Linked DNA regions of Homo sapiens: region 2 is linked to region 1. Evidence: read pairs that join two places in POLR2A ChIA-PET (ENCODE). Cell type or tissue: Panc1. All regions are shown on one strand.

Region 1 (4,000 bases):
AGCTATAAGTCATATTCTCTGATACAGAGCAAACTAACAAAGTAAGCCATGCCTTTCCTTAAATTAAAGAAGAAGTATATTGTACCCCCCACACAATTTGAAATCATTTTTAAGAAACCTGTAGAAAGAAAATGATGTTCATTAAACTGGTTGACTCCATGAGGTCTGAGTCCTATAACCATGCTTCTCCAAATGTATGATTTTTCCTACAAGAAGAAACAAATAGAAATTGAGTAGTAATTACTTGAGGTTTTAACCTCTCTTCTGTAAGACTTGCTAAGAATAATAAGGCTCTGATCTTGCTTTAGTTCTTAGATTACATCCAGCTCTAGAATGTAACAGCCCCTTGAACTGCAGTTACCACATTCAGACTGTACCACCTAATGTGGTCCACCTCTATCCAGCCTTCCATTAATAAGCCCAATATGCTGAGTTTTTAGATTAAGAAGTGATAAAGCACAGAATTCATCTACTTTCTACGGATTTAAAGTGCTTAAACCAAAGGAGAAGGGGAGCTTAATTCCAAGAGCTGCTGATCTTTCTTGGGCCTTAACCAACCTTTTCTGAAAAAGATAGGTTCCAGATGAATCCCAGAGGTGGGATACTCATGCCAAATATTTCAAAATTCTGAACACACTTCTAAGTATCTACTGCTGTCCTATAACGATTTTTGACTTATTATCTTGGAGAAATTCTTATCCATGGATATATATCTGATTTCATAATAGACATCAATAGAGAAGTGGGATTTGCTTTGCAGAAATTCACTTTATAGCCAAATTTGCTAGCTGCACATATTTGATAAAGTGAGAGATAAGTTTATTTATGTTCATATTTATCATCTCTATATCTGCTTACCTCTCTGGGGTTCCTTCAGACAGAATCTGACAAAAGAAAATTGATATAGAGGAGAATGTGGTTAGTTCAAGAAATATGATAGACCTTATTTGGGAGAGCCCAGCATAACATTTATAACCATCTAGTAGAAGCCTTTCAAAGAGAGTGTATCATTTCACTGCCTCCCCACTTCCAATCTTCTCCACCTAAAAAATAAAGCTAACTAATAAAGAAAGTACTATTCTCATTGTGTTATTCTCGCCCCTATTTTACAGACTAGGAGATAAACGTTTAGTAATGTTATTTGATTTCCTCAAGATCACAAATTTAACAGTGCAGCAATAATCTTTTTATTTTTATTTTTATTTTTTTAAGTTCAGGGTTACAACTGTGGGTTTGTCATATAGGTAAACTTGTGTCACCAGAGTTGGTTGTACAGATTATTTCATCACTGAGGTATTAAGCCCAGTACCCATTAGTTATTTTTCCTGATCCCTCCTTCCAACCTCCTCCCTCCAAAAGGCCCCAGTGTGTGTTGTTCCCCTCTATATGCCCATATGGGTTCTCATTATTTAGCTCCCACTTATATCTTAAGGGAAAGATTCTTTCAGGCCTTTTAACCCCAAATTTTACCTTTCTTTCTCATTCATGAAACCACATTGTCTTGTTGGTTTCATCTAACAACTTAGTGACCATTTTTCTTCTCTTTCTTACATACAGTTCTACTTTCCTTTCCTTCTATTGAATTTCTCTTCTTCCTTCTTTACCCAACTGAGATAAAATAGTTTCTTGAACTCCAAACACTCTTTGTCTCTAAATTCTCTGATTAGAAATAAGATGCTAGCCAAGCTTTATTTCAGGTCAGAGCAGTCTTTATTCTGATTTGGAAAACTAAAACTGTGTGTAGTGGGGAGGGGCGGGAAAAGTAGGGGTAGAACAGTCCAGACATGCAGGTGGGATCTTTAAGTAGGACTCATAACAACAGCCCTTAAGAAACAGGAAGGAGACCTGAAGCTGCAGAGTCATTCATTTGAGCTTCAGATTATTCGCTTTCCTAACTAATCAATAATTGTTATAATTAAAATTGATAGCTGCAAATAACATGACAGAGGGCTTCTGCCAGAATACTGATTGTGTCTTTGGCTTGGAAAGATAGGCAGCAGCGTGGAACACTTATTTTCCAATTTGCTTTTAGCTGTGTGCAAATTGCTTTAGCTGTATCCAGCTGATTTAGACCTTGCCTGGAGGTGCACTAGATTAATTGGGAGCCACACATTCATTGTTTACAGAATGGACTCTGTAATTGGCGAAATTTGTTAGTGCCAGTTATAAAATAACTATATAGTTCTGTTTTTAGCTGTCATTTCATTACTCTTTCTGTTAGAGGGGAGGGGGGACAATTAGAACCCATCTGATGATTAAGATGGGCGCTTTTACATAAGGATTCAAAGGAACATGTCTACAGTCAATATTTTATCCAAGCAAACGTTAGTGTGAATATGGTATTGATTTTTTTCAAAAACTGAAAAAGTACTTGAGCACATAAAAGAATTTTTTCATCTTTGTTGTGACTGAGCCTTAGATAAGAGAGCCTATTTTGTTAGAACTATCAGCAGATTTTTCAAAATGATTCTTTGTTCTCTCTTCTAACTTCATTGGGTTAAATAGAACGAGCACTCTTTCTTGCTTACTGCAAATGAAAGAAATAAGAAAAATCCTGAAGTCACACTCAGGTGCCCTCCAGTTTGTCTTGTTTCTCCCACTTTCTTCTTTGGGTCACAGGGTACCATGGGGACATCCACACTGCCGACTTAAAATACCAGATGAATATGAATGAATATGAAAGTCATTTTTGGCAGAAGGGCATTTTTTAAGAGAAAAACCAGGTAGGCCAAGGACAAAACATAAGTTATAATTACAGATTAGGAAAACAAAAGTTTTTTTTTAGTCCCTTAAAAAGTGTCTTATGTCAATAGACTTAAATATGCGAAATGGTAAATTACATCTCCCACACAACTCGTAGATGTTGCAACGCATGCCAAATTGTACATGCTATTCTCACACATATTCAAAAACCATATATATACACAGAGATGTCACTCAGGACTCTGTCACCTGAGTGACAAAATCCCAACTCAAACTCATTTAAGTAAACAAACAAAGGAGTGGAAGAAGAGTGTGTTTATTAGTTTAGGTAACTAAAAAGTACAGAAGGAGACTGTTAGACACTACCGGATTTATGGGTTCAAAAAGGTATCATGACTCTCTTCTTCCATTTCTTGGCTCAATCTTATTGCCTGCTAGCTTCACTTTCAGAAAAGCTCTTACCCCATGGAGGTCCCTGTCAGACCCAGATTTATATTATATCTGTTCAGCAACTGCAATAAAAAGAAGATGATTCTTTCCTAATAGTTTCAGCAAAATCTCAGACCTATAGTGAGTTACTTGCCCACTTCCTGAACCACACATTATGGCCAGAAGGGTAGAGTATGCTTATCAACCACACCTGAGCCATGTGCTCGCCTGGGCTTAGAGTGAAGGAGGGCAGTCCCCCAAAGGAACACTGAGGTACTGTTACCAAAGAAAGTAGAAATGGACACCAGGCAGGGACAACAAAAAATGGCCACAACCCTACCCACACAAAAGTTACAGTAAACTATTAGGATCCTTAGTAGTACTGCTTAAACTTTTCATTCATTGGTGTCTTTGGGATCTCATTAAAACTAAACATCTTTTCCTGCAGAAAAATGCCTATGTGACCATGTCATGCAAGATGTTGCTTGCTATTTCAGATGGGTTCATGAATCCCTAGAGCCCAACCAGTAACACAGAAACTAGAAATCTTTCTGAAGGAAAAGATGCTTTTTAAAGTATCCCGTATTGTATCTAAGTCCCACAATTTTAGGTTTTTCTTTTCCTTCCAATGGCCTTTTTTCCCCCGAAGTAATTTTGTTTGTGAAGAATTCCTCCTATGCAGGTATTTGTTATCCTTATTATAGAAGGACGAAGGAGGGAGCAGGCCTTCAGTTCTTGCTTTCAGATTTTAGAAAAGAGAGGGGTTTGAAAGAAAACTCAGAAAAAAAAAAGAAAGAGAAAATTACCACAGTCCTAATGTTCAACTTTTATTGAACACTTTGCCCTTGAAGATAGAAGGAATTGTCAT
Region 2 (4,000 bases), 200 kb after region 1:
GATACTGCTCAGCCTGTCTATCTTTTGCTCAGATGGATTTTAAGGCTCTCTTACTTTCTCCCAAGGTTCTCAGCATTTCTTTGTTCTAAACCTGTTCTTTCTTGAAGATCGGACTCAAGTTCAGAGTGTCCTGCAAAGTTCAAGTTGACAGACTACATCTATTTATTTGCTCCAACTTCTGTTCCTGGAGGTGAGACGGGTCCCAAATCCTACACTGCTTAGTGATGATAGTTGGTCACACCAAGCTTTGGCTCCTGTGCACAGGCACTAGCAAAGAATACCAAGGAGCAAGGATGACAGCTACAGGGGAGGTACCCAGCCTCTTTACACTGGAATGAAGGCCGCCAGGTCAATGTGTTATCCGACATAAATGAATGTGGTCTCCTTTGCCCAGAGGTGTTCCTTTGATGGTATAGAGAAGGAGATGGCAAAGCAGAGGAGGCAAGGGGACCAACATGGGAGGAAGAGAAAGCAATGAGGGGTGGGGTGGGGAGGTGGGGGACTACCATCTACTGAGACTTTATTTTGTGCCAGGCACTGTGCTAGGCATTTACACACACCTATCACTTATTTCTCCTAATACTACTGTAACACATAGGGAAACCGAGCATGATATAAGTTGACTTCTGACAGTCACAGAGCTAAGGAATGTGAAAACCAGGAATTAAACCTATATTTGAAGATGACAGTTAGGATAACAACAGTAACACAATGCCAAAAAAACAAAACCAGAAACATACAGTTCATTGCAATACAGGTATCTCAAGTCATGTGCGTCACAAAAATAATAACCTTATAAAAAAGATATACGTGTACGTCAAAGCCTTATGACAAATTTCAAGAGAATAGCTATTTTACCTTACATTATTAATAATTTTGATGTATATTACTAGAATTTTGTTGTATCTACTTTGTTGAAAATTGTACCCTTTATTTGAATATTTTTGCTGGGCAGAGTTTTTTGTTTATTTTTAGTTTTAAATCCTATTGATGATACTTCTTAGCCAAATGGGAAGAAAAATAAATAACACCATAGGGATAGTTACATACTTTGTGACCTATAAAGGAACTAGTCTTCTTGGTACATTACTGTCAGCTAAACATATAAATGTTCTTTGAAAAGTCTGCTTCTAGATGTTAATGGAGGTATTGATTTTCACCTCTGTCTTTTTTTGATAATGCCTATTTACTGTGCTACCTCCTCATCTCCATTCTGAGCTCTGCTCTCTCAAGTGTTAGTGTCAGAGGCAAGTGCCAAAACCTAGGTGACTAAGTGGGTGTCAAGCCAGCTGCAGAAACAGAGGGAAGACTTAACTAATGGCACAGGTCTTCTAAGTCAATGGACCCTGTCTCTCCTAATTTCATTATCAATTCACCACAGGAACCTGACAGAGTCCGTATGCTAAGTCAAATTCAAAAGCTCAAAAATGAAAAGGGAAAAAAAATCCATTTTCAGAGTCAGGTAAAAACATCATAATTCAGAGAAAATCTTTAGTATTGATTGATAGCCGCAGACTCCTGTCCAAAGGTTTCCTCTTTAAATTAAGAATACTAATGATTTCTCATGCTGAAATTAATAATCCCAAAGCTGCACATATTCAAAAAAGACACTAATTGTTGTACTTCAACCAGGAAGTGCCAGTGAGCAGATGCCTAACCTGTTTCCTTCAGTGACTGAGGCTGATGACGTGTCATGGTGTTCCTGAGAATCATATGCTTCCCTGGGAGGCATTCTTGTGTTTGCCAAGAGGCCACCAATTTGAGACGGAATATCCTGTTTGTTGAGGCTTCTATAACATATGATCCAATGGCTCTCTGATAAACAGATTTGTTTAAGACAAAAGTTCTTGCCTAAGTCATTTGGAGACTGAATTGTGCTTGTGGAGGAGGCGACGCAGACCCCACATGGAGACAAGCCAGGGCGGTCTGGGGCTAGAGCAAGGCACTGATCAGTTCCAGAGGAAACCAGAGCTTTCCAGATAGCCACAAAGAATTGAAACCAGGAGAGAGGAAATAGCTATTTGTGGGGAATAGGAAATTGATATTGAGAGGAAATTGATACAGAAAGATACACAGATATAGTCATTTTGCTACTATTTTCATTTATTCTGTGCTATTGTATATATTTGTGTAAGCCACATGAAAATATTTTTAGAATTGTGTAAGGGTATGAATGAATAGGTAAAGTCTCTTTAAAATATTTTAATTTTTTTTTTTTTTTTGAGAGAAAGTCTCGTTCTGTTGCCTAGGTTGGAGTGCAGTGGCGTGATCTCAGCTCACTGCAACCTCTGCCTCCTGTGTGCAAGCTATTCTCCTGCCTCAGCCTCCCGAGTAACTGGGATTGCAGGTGTGTGCCACCATGCCCAGCTAATTTTTTCTATTTTTAGTAGAGACGGGATTTCACCATGTTGGCCAGGCTGGTCTTGAACTGCTGACCTCAAGTGATCCACCTGCCTTGGCCTCCCAAAGTGCCAGGATTACAGACATGAGCTATTGCACTCAGCCCGTTTTAAGTTATTTTACTGGCAAATACTATCATTAGAAATTAGGCCAGGTGCAGTGGCTCACAACTGTAATCCTAACAGTTTGGGAGGCTGATGTGGGAGGATTACTTAAGGCCAGGAGTTTGAGATGAGCCTGAGCAACATGATGAGACCTCACCTCTACAAATAATAATAATAAAAAAATTAGCCGTGTATGGTGGCACATGCCTGTAGTGCTAGCTACTCGTGAGGCCGAGGCAGGAGGATCTTGTGAGCCCAAGAGTTCAAGGCTGCAGTGAGCTACGATCATGCCACTGCACTCCAGTGCACTCAGTGACACACAGTGAGACCCTGTCTCAAAACATAAAAATAATAAAAAAAAACTTTGTTAGAAGTAAGTAACTTTGTTAGAGGAAAAGAGTAGTTAGAAACCTTTCCAGAGTTCCCTTACAGAAAAAAAGATAAAGAGGTACCTATGTTACTAGTTAGTTACCCATCTGTTTCTAGAAAGCTTTTTGTGTCAAAATATTGGAGTCTTTTGCAACAGCCTCAGAATTTGTTTTTTGGGGTAAGCCTACCATTTTGATTGGTGCACACATTAAAGAAATTTAAATTTAAAATGTATGCTCGAATACCCTTCTGTTCATCTATGTATTATGGGACTTTACTGTTTCTATTGTAATTAGTCATTCATATGCTATCTTCCCCACCAGAATGAGTTCCTGGTGGGATCACAAAGTCTCTAACCCCTGTAAAAGTCCCTAGAACAGAGAAAGTACACAGTAGACACTCTCTGGGGATTAAGTTATACAGTGTAACTATTTTGCAGAATAGTTACAAGGATTAAATAAGATGACATAAAATCCAACATGTATCTACAATAAATCACAATAGGAATTCAACTGTTAGTTCTCTCCCTTTCTTTGAACTAAAGAAAAGATATTTTTCAATTTGTAAAGCAGCGTAGAACACGAAATATCAAGTTTCACCTAAAAAATATATATATTCTATAGAACTTGGTTTGCTTTTAAGAATGATCATATTTGAGGCCAGGCGCAGTGGCTCACGCCTGTAATCCCAGCACTTTGGGAGGCTGAGGTGGATCACTGCAAGCCAGGAGTTTGAAACTAGCCTGGTCAACATGATGAAACCCTGTCTCTACTAAAAATACAAAATTTAGACTGGCATGGTGGTGCGCACCTGTAATCCCAGCTTCTTGGGAGGCTCAGGCAGGAGAATCACTTGAACCTGGGAGGCTGAGGTTGCAGTGAGCCGAGATCGCATCACTGCACTCCAGCCTGGGTGAAGAGGGAGACTCCATCCAAAAAAAAATCATATTTGATATATTTGGAAATTTAAAGCCTAGGGAGATGGACGGGAACAGAAAAAAAATTGGAAAACAGAAAATTTGGCTTTCTTGGCCGGGCGCAGTGGCTCACACCTGTAATCCCAGCACTTTGGGAGGCCGAGGCGGGCGGCTCACGAGGTCAGGAGATTGAGACCATCCTGGCTAACAC

The links. ChIA-PET counts read pairs that join two places held together with the same protein. Peaks named below come from ENCODE experiments on the same cell type or tissue, not always from the same donor. Only the 100,000 strongest peaks of a DNase experiment are listed, where the experiment ranks them.
Region 2: POLR2A ChIA-PET joins it to region 1 with 10 read pairs; 1 of 35 experiments calls an interaction of 5 or more read pairs at or near these places.

What each region holds. Positions count from the first base shown.
Region 1 is chr5:124,614,643-124,618,642 of GRCh38, forward strand. No RefSeq gene overlaps it. Among named protein-coding and RNA genes, the nearest start is that of ZNF608, 130 kb to the right of the region's middle. In Panc1, no CTCF peak of the experiment used is centred here; no DNase peak of the experiment used is centred here; H3K27ac peaks cover 3,436 bases.
Region 2 is chr5:124,811,253-124,815,252 of GRCh38, forward strand. No RefSeq gene overlaps it. Among named protein-coding and RNA genes, the nearest start is that of ZNF608, 67 kb to the left of the region's middle. In Panc1, no CTCF peak of the experiment used is centred here; no DNase peak of the experiment used is centred here; H3K27ac peaks cover 353 bases.